3 separate regions of the Homo sapiens genome follow, and regions 1 and 2 are each linked to region 3. Evidence: chromatin contacts called from ENCODE Hi-C or POLR2A ChIA-PET data. All regions are on one chromosome and are shown on one strand. Each heading gives the region's core, a stretch centred on a gene start or an enhancer-like site at or near the end of the contact. The rest is flanking DNA. Distances are from core to core; before and after follow the strand shown. Region 1 holds the start of LINC02298 (long intergenic non-protein coding RNA 2298). Region 2 holds the start of GPR132 (G protein-coupled receptor 132). Region 3 holds the start of JAG2 (jagged canonical Notch ligand 2).

The links. Hi-C counts contacts between places; a loop is a spot of excess contacts on that map. ChIA-PET counts read pairs that join two places held with the same protein, here RNA polymerase II (POLR2A). Pooled maps may share reads with other maps.
Region 1: a loop to region 3 is called in a map of heart left ventricle, with 13 times the contacts of the local background. The contact joins the promoter of LINC02298 here to the promoter of JAG2 in region 3. A Hi-C loop is called at or near these places in 58 of 168 maps with a recorded cell type or tissue (A673, CD4-positive, alpha-beta T cell, CD8-positive, alpha-beta T cell and 36 more), 20 of 37 single-sample maps with no recorded cell type and 40 of 50 pooled maps. POLR2A ChIA-PET finds 5 or more read pairs at or near these places in 6 of 52 experiments (A549, HCT116, HEK293T and 3 more).
Region 2: a loop to region 3 is called in a pooled map, with 2.5 times the contacts of the local background. The contact joins the promoter of GPR132 here to the promoter of JAG2 in region 3. A Hi-C loop is called at or near these places in 4 of 50 pooled maps. POLR2A ChIA-PET finds 5 or more read pairs at or near these places in 3 of 52 experiments (GM12878, K562 and activated CD4-positive, alpha-beta memory T cell).

The regions. Positions count from the first base shown.
Region 1 is chr14:105,092,897-105,096,849 of GRCh38, reverse strand. It overlaps LINC02298 (long intergenic non-protein coding RNA 2298), which reads right to left and starts at 2,703. Exons shown (of 6, transcript NR_110546.1): 1 at 2,634-2,703; 2 at 1,408-1,523; 3 at 1,082-1,310. RefSeq lists silencers at 2,815-2,864, 3,035-3,084, 3,395-3,654 and an enhancer at 2,550-3,172.
Region 2 is chr14:105,062,960-105,067,307 of GRCh38, reverse strand. GPR132 (G protein-coupled receptor 132) reads left to right here and starts at 1,878. Exons shown (of 4, transcript NM_013345.4): 1 at 1,878-1,929. RefSeq lists enhancers at 730-799, 1,010-1,179, 855-1,372, 3,050-3,189, 3,300-3,399 and 1 more.
Region 3 is chr14:105,166,920-105,170,955 of GRCh38, reverse strand. It overlaps JAG2 (jagged canonical Notch ligand 2), which reads left to right and starts at 2,180. Exons shown (of 26, transcript NM_002226.5): 1 at 2,180-2,601; 2 at 2,849-3,199. The coding sequence starts at 2,536. RefSeq lists enhancers at 1-310, 2,959-3,458.

The sequences.
Region 1 (3,953 bases), core at 1,454-3,953, 75 kb after region 3:
AGGGCTCAGAGTGGATAGACGTTTAGGAGGTTGAATTGATCAGAGACGGAGGGAAAGAGGTGGCTCCTGAGCCTGAACTGCCAGGGGAGGGGTGCCTCTGAGAGATGGAGGTCCCAGGCCACTGGAGACCCGCGTCGCACTTTGGAGAAGAGCCGGGGCTGGGGACAGAGGCATGTACAGGGTGGCATCACCGCCCTGCTCCCGGGATGGGGAGACCGAGGCTGGGGAAGGGGCTTAGGGATTGTCAGGATCTCTAGCACAGAGCTGGTGACCAAGCTGTGGGCATCATGAGTGTCCAGGAGGAAAGATCAGATCCCAGGTGAGAGAAGAGGGCTCAGGGAGAGGGTGAATTGTGGGCAGAGAAGAGAGGAAGACCTCCCTGGGGCAGCCATGGGACGGGAGCCAGGTGGGGTGTGGCCCCTGGGATGGGGGTGGTGTACACACCCACACAAGGTTGGCCTGGTGGGCCAGGGCCAGGCTGCACGGGCTGAGAGAAGCTGACGGCCTTGTCTGTGACCTCCAGGACCCCTGGGTCTGCCTCTGTGGGCCCCTAATCCTGGGCTCACAGACCTGCCAGCCTCCGTGCGTGCTGGCCTGTGCCTGGTGGGCACGGCTGGTGCAGGCTCCAAGGGGGCCTGGCAAAGCCTGGAGCTGGCCCAGGGGAGGCCTCCCCTGGCCAGGGAGTCTCCCGACCCCCACCTTGGAGGGATGTATCAGCCCCGGTGAGGCTTCTCAGACTCATTCTGGAGCTTCTCAAGGGCGCGAGATCAATTTGGCCGAGAAGGGCCAAGGGCCGAGCCTGCACCTTCCTTCTGCCCCAATGCTAGGTGAAACATTCAATGTCTGTTTAAATCTATAGAAAAGGGTGAATTTGAGAGTTGAGGATTTATCAAACTTCCAGCAGTTAAGTCCCTGGGAAACAGCACCAAAAGAGAGATAATAAAGGAACCAAAAGAAGAAACCACACAGGAGCAGATGGAGGCACCAACTGCATAAAGAATGGTGACTGCACACAGGCAAGATGCGCACAGCAGGTGGGAAACTTCTGTAACAAGTATGTCCACAGGCAGATCACCTTTACCTGTGAGGAGCTTGTGTGCACGAGGGCAACCTCGCAGCAGCGACGCCCACCACAGAATGCTGATGGCTCAATCCCAGCAGAAGTTTATTTAGGGCACAGAAAGCTGGAAACAAGGGCTTGACTGGAGGCAGCTCTGCAGCAGGTGGAGATTTGGACAGCGAGGGCTGTCCTGGAGGAAGTCCCAAGGTCCTCACTTCCCTCTGTAGGCCACCCTTGGTGTGGACAACAGCTGCAGACAGGAGACACGGAGGGGGCACACAGAGGTCTTAGGGTCTGGCCTCAGGTGATGTCCATCACATCTCTTTCTGTTGGTGAGAGCTAGTTACCTGGGCCCCCAGGGTGCAAGGCCGAGCTGGCATGGCATGCAGACCAACTAGTAGGATCTTCTTGCCAGCTCAGGGGACAATGCACACATGGAGAAGTGCAGTTGGATACCAGGCATCTGGGAAAATGCACATGCTCACTCTTTTTCAAAGAAATGCAGGTTCCAAAACCAAACACCATTAGAAAATAGACACCAGCCAACACAATCAAGATTAGAAGGTCTATGGTGAGACCACTGATGGAGCGTGAAGCTGGCCAAACTCTGGAGAGTGGTTGATGATACGTATCAAGAATCCAAAATCCAGCAGGGCGTGGTGGCTCACGCCTGTAATCCCAGCCAGGAATTCGAGACCAGCCTGGCCAACATGGCGAAACCCCGCCTCTACTAAAAATACAAAAATTAGCTGGGCATGGTGGTGCACGCCTGTAGTCCCAGCTACTCAGGAGGCTGAGGCATGAGAATCACTTGGCCTTGAGTGATTGCAGTGAGCAGAGATCGCACCACTGCACTACAGCCTGGGTAACAGAGTGAAGTGAGTCTCTAAATAAATAAATAAATAAACCTGAAATCCTAGAAATCTGTTTAATGGCTCAAGATGTTATCTTTCCAAAACTCGAATCTGACCCTGTCACTCCCCGGCTCAAACATCTCCAATGGCTCCCCACTGCCATCCTGGCCATGTTCCAGCCCAGGCCCCTCCCTCCAGCCTCATCTTCCATGCTGAGGTTTGCACCTCCACTGTGGTGGAGCACAGCGGGCATTTCTCCCTGGTGCACCTTTGCTTCTTTGGGCCCCTCTGCCTGGAATGCCCTTCCTGTTCCTGTCCAGACCCACTCGAGACACTCCTGCCCTGAGCACCTCCTGCCTCTCCCTCCTCACTCCAGACACTCCTGCCCTGAGCACCTCCTGCCTCTCCCTCCTCTCTGCCGCTCCCCCCACCCTCATGCTCTCACCCTAGCTCCTCCTGTTACTGGGTCCCTCTGGGAGCACCGTCCTGACCAGTGCCCAACCTGGGCCTGGGGGACAGAGGGGTCGGCACATGTAGGCTGAGCTGAGCTTTCGGGAGCGAGGAGGCCAGGCGCTGGGAGTGGTGGCCTTGCTGTAGGCTGAAGACACAGCTCGCAGCTCAGCCTGCCCTCCACCTGACCCCCCGGGCCCAGCCTTCCCTAGTGGGCCACGACCTTCCCACCAGGGCCCTCGGCCCTGCTCCTGCTGGCCCCTGCAGACCTCAGCTGAGTCCAAGCTCCTGGAGGGCAGGGAGGGTGAGCATCTCGTGTGTCCCCAGCGCACAGCTGCTGTGCCAGCTCCCGGTAGGGATTTGTTACAGGAATAAATGGGGTGGGGGTTGGAGGAGATGGAGGCAGGCCCTGACGCCGGCTCCTGGCGCACCCTCCAGGCCCTCTCCATCGCGGCTTCGCGGCTCCGGCTCTGGCCCCGCCCCAGCCTTCCCCGCCCTGCCGGGAACCTGGGGCCTCTCGGACCACGAAAGCCGCCCACACCTCCGCGGCTCCGCCCTCGCCTCTCGCTCCCCCAGCCTAGCCTGGACCCTCCGCTCTCCGGGGCTCAGCAGCGACCCCGATCGGCCACACGCAAGCCGCCCACATCGCCGCGGCAGCCACCTACCCCGGGACGCCCAACCAAGCCCTCGGGGGACCAAGCCCGGGGACTTCGTCCCCAACTCCAGGCCAGTCAAGCCACCCCACAGGGGCCCTGCCTGTCCCACCCGCAGCGTGCTGGGGGGTCCATGCTTGCGGTGATCAGGAGGGTGGCACGGCCCTGGGGTTACAGCCGGCGGAGGGGCTTCCCAAAAGAATCCTCAGCCTCTCCCGCCTGCGGCGGCGCAGCCCAGGCGGGGCTCGGCCCGCAGAATCCCCTCGTGGCCTCGCCAGGTATGCGCGCGGGGCCCGGGGCGCGGGCCGGGGGCGGGCGCTGGAGCGGGGCCGGTGCCGGGCCCGCCGCGACACGCTCGGGGACGCGACGCACAAAGGCGCCTTCTGCCGCCCCCCGACCCCGCCCCGCGCTGCCCCCGTCCAGCGTGGCGGCCCGCCCCGGCAGGCGGTGAGGGGCTGTCGGGGTCCCCTCCTCCTGGGCCCGCCACCCCCCTCGCGGGCGACGTGCCCTGTCCGGGCGGCGCGCAGGCGCGGGCTTGTCCCACCGCGCAGGAATCCGAGGCCGCCGCGCGCGTTTCCGGCCCCAGCCCCGCCCGCGGTGCAGGGGAGCGAGTGCGCAGCCGCGTGTCGGGACTCGGACCCCCGTGGCCCCCGCCATACTCTCTTTCTCCACCCGCGGAGCTTTTGCTCAGGAATCCACTCTTGCAGCCAGGGAGCTTCCGGGCCCCCTCCTCCAGGGAGCGTTCCTGGCTGCTCCGGTGAGCACTTGCCTCCTCGCACCCCTGTCTGGGCACCTTGAGGACCCAGCCTGACCACTCCCCTCTCCTCTGTCTGCATAGGAAGGCGCCCCATTGGAAAGGGACCCCCCCCCCACCAGACCCTGGCAATCCCATGGCCAGGCCAGGGTTGGGAGTAAGGACCCACCAGGAAGGAGGGT
Region 2 (4,348 bases), core at 629-3,128, 100 kb after region 3:
CACACCCCCAGGCTGTCAGTGTTTGGACTCCCAGGCTCCTGCCTGCCCTCCACCCCAGCCTGGCTTCTCCACCTGGCAGGGGCAGGGGAGCCGGTACACGGCTGCCAACCCCCCAGTTCATACCCACAGCTCCTGCCACCCAAGGGACCCAACTTTCCTTTCCCAGACCCCAGTGAAGGACCCAAAGAGAGGATTCAACTGACCTCACTTGAATCGGCTATTCCCGGACTGCCTGGCAAAGGCCAGAAGGCATGGAGGGTGACAATGGCCTGAGCCGGGTCCGCATGTCACTCCTGGACCCCTCACCGGGGGCGCAGAGGAGGCCTGGTGAACGTGACAGACCACCCAGTGGGGCGCAGGACGGGGCAGGTCCTAGGAGGCTGCTGGGGCCAGCGACAGGAACCCACAGCTGTCCCTGGCCATCACCCCCACTGGCCTGATGTGGGCTTCGTCTATTGCTGCTCCGAGGGTGGGGCTGCCCTGGCCCAAAGACCCGGGAGGCCAGTGACCCCATGAGCAGTGGCCTGTGGAGGCGTGTGTTTGCACCAGATCCCCTAGAGGATCACTGTCCCCTGGGCAAGTGTTTCTGGAAAGCCAAGGTAGGCCCTGCCCTGAGACCTGCGCCTCCCCGCCAGGGCAATGGGAAAGCCCAGCTTTCCAGGGACTCCACTGCCACCCACACAAAACCCTCTGAAATCGCTGTTCGGAGGCAGCCTCCAGCCATGCGGCCCTGCAGCAGGGGGCAGCTGTGATCCACGTGTCTGGGGGAAAGTGTAGACTGGGGGCTCGGCCTCCACCGGCCTCTCCTGGCCGTGGGTGTACCCACCCAGGATGGCGGCTTCTTCGCTCAGTGACCGTCCCTGCTGCGGTGCTGGGCAGTGTCGCTTGGAGACATTTGTGGTCCCCAGCTCCTTCCCTCAGCCCGGCCCTGTCCCCACTGCTGAAAGAGCCTGGCTTGGATGGAGCTTGGCAGGCTCGGGAGTGGGCACCAGGGTGGGTCTGTGCCCTGAAACTCAGAAGCAGCCTGGAGGTGAGTGGAGTTGTAGGTGCTGTCCACAGCCAGCTGGCTTTGTCCAAGGAAACTGGGCCCATCATGGCCGGAAGCCCCACAGTGAGGGGGACTGTCCCAGGCAACCCTGCCTGCCCACCCTCCAGTTCCCACAGGGCCCCTCACAGAGAAGCCCACCCGCAGGGCTCCTGGGCCAGGCCAGGCTTGGTTCTGGATGCAGGAGGGGTTGAGGTAGGGCTGGGGGAGGAATGTGGAGTGTGCAGTAGGCTGTTCTTCCCACACGGCCCTGCCCCATGTAGGAAGAGGGAGGCGGGGAGGGGAGGGTGCTTGTGTGCAGTGGCTGTGCCGAGCCTTCCAGGACATGCAGGTGCCATCCTGGTCCCGGGGCTGCAGTGGGCGCACTCAGCCTCTCTACTCCTGGCACCCCGGACAGGGACTCCTGGGAGGACACAGCCTCTGGGAAGTCACCCTGCTCCGTGCTTGCCTGGCCCGAGAGTGGGCAACACCAGGCCTGAGCTGCAGAGGAGCTGGATTTTGTCTTTCCAGGACCCCTCCCTGCAGCCTTTCCAGGACCCCTGTCCTGCCTTGCCTGTCTGGGGACACACGGACAGCCGCTGTGCCGCGCCAGGCCCCAGCACCTGCCTGGGAGCTCCTGAGTGAGTGGAGCCTGGCTCTGAGTGCTGCTATTGCTAAAAGAGGTAAGACTGGGGTTTCCTGCCACTCCCTCCCTCAGGAAGGTGACGAGGCCATGCTGTCATCACCAGTAAGATACCCCAGCCCGGTTGGCTAACCCCTAGCTCAGCCCTGTTTGTGGTTAGGGGAGTTCTAGACAGAACATAATTAGACCCCTGCTACTTCCTGAAACCTCAGCTAGGACTGCAGGGAGGGGTGCGAGGCTAGCCACGCAGGCGGGGCCCTGGGTAAGTCGCTGGGCTCTGCGTGCTGGGGAGTGGGCCTGGGGGGCCAGGCTCTGGGATGGGGCTGGGGGCTGGGAGCTGGAGGCGGGCAGAGGGGGATCTGAAGGCAAAGGTGATTTGTTGGTAAAGATGGAGGCTTTGTTGAGGGTTCTTAATCTGGGGTCCCTCCCGAGAGAACCCAGGACCCCCAGTGACCACAGATGTGATGGGGCCGGAGGATTTGGGGGAGAGGGACAACAGTTTCCATTGTATCTTTGTCACCGCCACCTTCCTGGAGACTTTCTTCTGGAAAAGGCTTCCCTGGCTACTGGTCCAGATGGGGGTGAGTCAGGGGGCTGGACTTTGTCCCTGGAATCTCTCCTTGGCCACTTGCTTCCGTGATTGGTCGGGGGGCACTGAAGGGCTGGGCTTCTCTCTGTGGGGCCTGTGCTGCTTGTGGGGTTACACAGAGGGAAAAGCAGGGCAGTGGGGGCTGTGCTGCGGTGAGTGGCAGTTGGCCCAGTCACGTGACAAGATCCTGGAGCTGGGCAGGTCACCGGCCTTTGGAGTGGCGTTCGGCGCACCAGGCACAGCGGGGCGGGGGGCCCAATACCTTCTGTCAAGTGCATGACGTGGGTCTGTACCACTGCAAGGGACTGGGACTGACCACTGAAGACTGGCCAGTTGGGCTGAGCACAAAATGATATTTCAGGAGATTGGCCAGGCCGAGGTGGGAGAGCAGAGGCTCCTGGAAGAAGATGAGGATAGGGGCTGGGCACGGTGGTTCATGCCTGTAATCCCAGCACTTTGGGAGGCCGAGGTGGGCGGATCACTTGAGGTCAGGAGTTTGAGACCAGCCTGACCAACATGGTGATACCCTGTCTCTACTAAAAATACAAAAATTAGCCGGGCGTGTTGGCACACGTCTGTAATCCCAGCTACTTGGGAGGCCGAGGCAGGAGAATCGCTTGAACCTGAGAGGCGGAGCTTGCAGTGAGCCGAGATCGCGCCATTGCACTCTAGCCTGGGCAACACTATCAAATTGGGAAAAATAAGAAAGTTGACAATGGGCTTTGGATGGGTGTGGTGGAGCAGGGAGGTTGGAGCTGGTGACTCCACATTTCCCTCCCTAGGGTTTGTCTCAAACGTGACGGCAGAAAAGAGGTCATAGGTTTGCCTGGTGCCAAAGCAGGTGGGAGTAAAAGACGGAAATGGCTAGGAATGGCCAGCAACCGTGAAACAGCTTAGAAATTACAGGCAATCCAGCCAGGTGCGGTGGCTTACGCCTGTAATCCCAGCACTTTGGGAGGCCAAGGCAGGTGGATCACCTGAGGTCAGGAGTTCGAGACCAGCGTAACCAATATGGTGAAACCCTGTCTCTACTAAAAATACAAAATTAGCCGGGCGTGGTGGCACACGCCTGTAATCCCATTTACTTGGGAGGCTGAGGCAGGAGACTCACTTGAACCCAGGAGGTGGAGGTTGTGGTGAGCCGAGATCGTGCCATTGCACTCCAGCCTGGGCAACGAGAGCGAAACTCTGTCTCAAAAAAAAAAAGAAAGAAAGAAATTACAGATAGTCCACAAGACAGACCTCAGCAGCCTGAGGAGCTGTTTTTGACAAATGGGCTGGAATGAGGAACTGCTCCCTGCACATGGCAGGGGCCAGGGCTCCTTCTCTGTCCTTTTGTGTCTGTCTGAAAAGTTCCATCATAAGTTACAAAACAGGCTGGGCGTGGTGGCTCACACCTGTAATCCCAGCACTTTAGGAGGCCGAGGCGGGCGGATCACCTGAGGTCAGGAGTTCAAGACCAGCCTGACCAATATGGCGAAACCCCTTCTCTACTAAAAATACAAAAAATTAGCCGGGCATGGTGGCAGGCGCCTGCTAATCCCAGCTACTTCAGAGGCTGAGGCAGGAGAATCACTTGAACCCGGGAGGCAGAGGTTGCAGTGAGCCAAGATCGTGCTATTGCACTCCAGCCTGGGCAACGAGAGAGAAACTCAGCCTAAAAAAAAAAAAAAAGTTACAAAATAGATTTTAAAAGACTGGAGGAGCACAGCAACTTGCAGGCCAGAGAGCTCCAGGGACAGTGGCTGGGTGAGGTCATGCTAGATCCTGTTATTGAAATGTCCATCCCAGGAACATGTGGTGCTTCTCTAATCTGGAAAATGGATTCATTGGCCGGGCATGGTGGCTCACGCCTGTATTCCCAGCACTTTCGGAGACCGAGGCCGGCGGATTTCTTGAGCCCAGGAGCTCGAGACCAGCCTGGGTAACATAGGGAAACCTCGTCTCTAAGAATAAAAGTACAAAAATTAACTGGGCATGGCAGCAGGTGCCTGTAGTCCCAGTTACTCGGAAGGGAGGATGATGTGAGCCTGGGAGGTGGAGGTTTCAGTGAGCAGAGATTTTGCCACTGTACTCCAGCCTGGATGAGGGA
Region 3 (4,036 bases), core at 931-3,430:
AGTGGGCCCCAGAACAATGACGAGGTCCCTTACTAGAAGAGACCAGGTAGCCTGGTCTGGTGAGGGTTGGGGCTGGAGCCCTGGCCGCCACTGATCTCAGCCCCTCACCCCAGCAAGGTGCAGCAGGGGGCAAATGTGTTTTGTGAAATATGTATGAGGGGCGAGGGTTCCCACTGCTGCCTTCTGGAAACTCAAACCAGGGTCCAGCTGCCTGGCATTTCTGGCTCAAGGGCTGCTGAAATTCCTGCAGGGAAGGGACCCCCTCTCCGATGCCTCCTATGTCCCCCTCCTTCCTAAGGGCAGGTGCGGCCACCTTCCTGACCTGGGTGCTCTCATGGACATCGTGAGGTCTGGCTGACCCATGCCCGTCCACGCTCTGGCGGCCCCCTATGCCAGCTTCTGTATGACTTGTCTAAGTCCTCTGTCCACCCCCGGGCTGGGGGCTCCTGAGGGTGTGCAGGGGCGGAGTCTCCCTTGTTCACCACTTGGCCAAGTGCCCAGCAGAGGCACCCAGCACCCCCTCCCCCACCATAGTGGGGCAGTGGGCGCAGGTGGGGATGGAGCCCTGGGCCTCTGGAGCCGGGCAGGGGGCTTCTCTGTCCTGGGGCTTCCCTCTCTCGAGTACCCGAGTACCTGCCCCCAGGCCAAAGCACAGGAGAGGTGGCATCTCCACAGGGAGCCCCTCCCCCCGTAGGCGGTAATCACCGCCCACACACCGGAAGGCGGCAACTGGAAGGCTCTGAACACAGCTTGGATTCTCTTGTTTGGTGGGGGTCTCTGTGCGGGCCTCATCCTGGCTTGTGTCTTAATCCCCACGAAGCCTACCCACCACCAAGTTTGGGGTGGGCACTCTGAGCAGAGCCAGCTGAGGTGGGCATGGGGGGCTCCCACCCACCCCTTTAGGGACCTTCAGCTGAGCCTGCGGCCTGGATCCTGGAGGAGCTGCTAAACAGGGATGGAGCAGGCAGACCCTGCGCATGGGGTGTTCACAGGCCCTGTGCCTCCAAAGCTCTCTTCCTTCAGCCCTCAGCCCCAGCAGCATGGTGGCAGTGACTTGCTCCAGGCTGGGGGGCTGCACAGCCACCCAGCTCCGGGCACAGGGCAAATTTGCGAGAGGAGCTAGGGGGAGAGAAGACAGCTCAGTTATCATGGGGATGGGTTGAGGACCCCTCTGGACCATATGGGGATCTTTAACCACCAAGGTGACCCCTAGCTCTGGAAAGGACCGTGCTCACTGGAGGAGAGGAAGGTGCCATTGGTTTTGACCCTGTGGAGGAGCTGCGAGGTCACCCAGGGAGAGGGCAAGGAGGTGACCGCAGAGGATGGGGTGTGGAAGCCTGGTGACCAGGGCAGCAGTGGGAGGCCTCTCTCGGGGTAGCCTTCAGGGACAGGCACTGCCGACTTTTGTTCCCCATTTCCCGCCTCTCGCCCCCCAAGCCCAGACCTGAGTTTGGGGGGCGAGAGGCGGGAAACGGGGAATGTGGCCTGAGCATTTCCTGAGGGCATGGCCTGGCTACCTCGACGCCAGCGCCGAGCTGAGCAGTCTGCACCCTGGAGCATTTGTTGACTGGCTGCTTGACCAGCGCGCCTCGCAGAGGGGAAGGCAGGGGCGTCGGAGGGGCGCAGCGCCCCCTGCAGCCGGCGTGGAGGCGGTAGGAGCGGCGCGGAGAAGGGGAGATTCTCGGAGGAGGTGGGGGGCGCGCAGTAGGGGCTGGGCCCGGCTCTGGCCCCAGGGCCGCGCCACCCCGCGTGGGGGCCGAGCCCTGATCAGAGTAGGAGGCGGCATCTCCTCTGGGACTGCGAGGAGCGCGGCGGTGGCGCACTGATGGGAGGGGACCACACGGCAACCTCGGGGCGCCCCACCCCCGGTTTCTGACACCCGGCAGGAGCCCAGGCGGAGGAGGGGAGGCAGCTTTGCGGCGCCGGCGCACGCCTCGCCGACTCACGCGGAGGTGTGAGCGGGGCCCCCGCGGCCCGCGCTGACCCCGAGGCCCCGTGCCCCCGCCGCCCGGGCGCCCTGGGGGGCGCGCGCCGGGCCGGGGCGCTGGCAGGCGACGCCCTCCACCGCCTTTAAAGCCTGGGGCGCCCCCGGACCCCCCCCCGGCCCCACCCCGCGGCGCGGCCCCGCCCCCTCATGCATATGCAGGTGCGCGGGTGACGAATGGGCGAGCGAGCTGTCAGTCTCGTTCCGAACTTGTTGGCTGCGGTGCCGGGAGCGCGGGCGCGCAGAGCCGAGGCCGGGACCCGCTGCCTTCACCGCCGCCGCCGTCGCCGCCGGGTGGGAGCCGGGCCGGGCAGCCGGAGCGCGGCCGCCAGCGAGCCGGAGCTGCCGCCGCCCCTGCACGCCCGCCGCCCAGGCCCGCGCGCCGCGGCGCTGCGCTCGACCCCGCCCGCGCCGCCGCCGCCGCCGCCTCTGCCGCTGCCGCTGCCTCTGCGGGCGCTCGGAGGGCGGGCGGGCGCTGGGAGGCCGGCGCGGCGGCTGGGAGCCGGGCGCGGGCGGCGGCGGCGGGGCCGGGCGGGCGGGTCGCGGGGGCAATGCGGGCGCAGGGCCGGGGGCGCCTTCCCCGGCGGCTGCTGCTGCTGCTGGCGCTCTGGGTGCAGGTGAGCGGGGCGGCGGGGGCGGCGGGGGTCGCGGACGGGGCACACCGGGCCGCCCCTAGGGGCCGGGCGGGCACTGCCTGGGGCCGCCGTGGTTCGGAAGCCCTCGAGGCTGCGCGCGGCGGCTGGGGCTCCGGGCGGGCGCGGCTGGGTGGGGGCGGGGCGGCGGGGCCTGTTCCCCCACCCCTGGCGCCCGGCCCGCCGACCCCGGCCCGCGCCTCCCTCCGCTCTCCCGCTGCCTTATTTTTAGGCGGCGCGGCCCATGGGCTATTTCGAGCTGCAGCTGAGCGCGCTGCGGAACGTGAACGGGGAGCTGCTGAGCGGCGCCTGCTGTGACGGCGACGGCCGGACAACGCGCGCGGGGGGCTGCGGCCACGACGAGTGCGACACGTACGTGCGCGTGTGCCTTAAGGAGTACCAGGCCAAGGTGACGCCCACGGGGCCCTGCAGCTACGGCCACGGCGCCACGCCCGTGCTGGGCGGCAACTCCTTCTACCTGCCGCCGGCGGGCGCTGCGGGGGACCGAGCGCGGGCGCGGGCCCGGGCCGGCGGCGACCAGGACCCGGGCCTCGTCGTCATCCCCTTCCAGTTCGCCTGGCCGGTACGTGCGCTCCATCCCTCGTGCTCCAGCCCTTCCCTCTCTCTCCGCGCCCCGGCCCCGCGCGCTTCGCGACCCCCAACACCTGCGGCCGGGTCTGCGTGCGAGCCGCGCGCGCCCAGGCGGGGCGGGGCCGGCAGGGGGCGCGTGCTCTGGGGACTTGGTCCGCGCCTGGCCACGTGGGCGCGCCGGGGCCCCGGGGCCACCGGGAGCGGGGTCGCGGCGGGGGCGGGGCGGCGGCGTCCCGCGTGCGCGGCGGTGTGCGGCGTGTGCCTGCGTCGCCCTGCGCGTGTCTGTCTGGGTGGGGAGGCGAGGCGAGGCGCCCCGGTCCCGGGCAGGCCGCGGTGGCATGTGCGCAGCGCGTGCTGGGGCTGGTCTAGGGCAGGCCCTGACTGAGCCGCCCCGGGCCCGTGGCCAGCCTGCGCCTGCCCTGCAGTTTCCTGGATGCCTGGGGGGCACGGGCGGGCGCCGTGGGACCTAGGCCCGGGAGAGCCTAACGCCTAACGCTTATGTCGGCAGAAGCCCCCGATGGTGACCCAAGATCGTTCAGAGACAGAGATAGTGGATCCTGGTGCAGTGACCTTCTGTGGCACTGCCCTGTTTGTGGGTTTTTTTGGTTTTGTTATTCTGGAGGGGCAGAAGCTGAGTCGGGGCTGTCTGGTCTCCCCTGGCAGGTGGCCAGTCAGGCAGGAGCCCTGGCCTGGGCGTGCTGGGAGGAGGGGTGGTAGGGGTCCAGTGTCACTGGGAAACAGGTACTCATCCCAGTGGGCTGGCAGGTGGGTAGTGGTAGGTGGGCAGGCCCAGGCCTCGGGCGCCTTACCTCATTGCCTGGAGCACGGC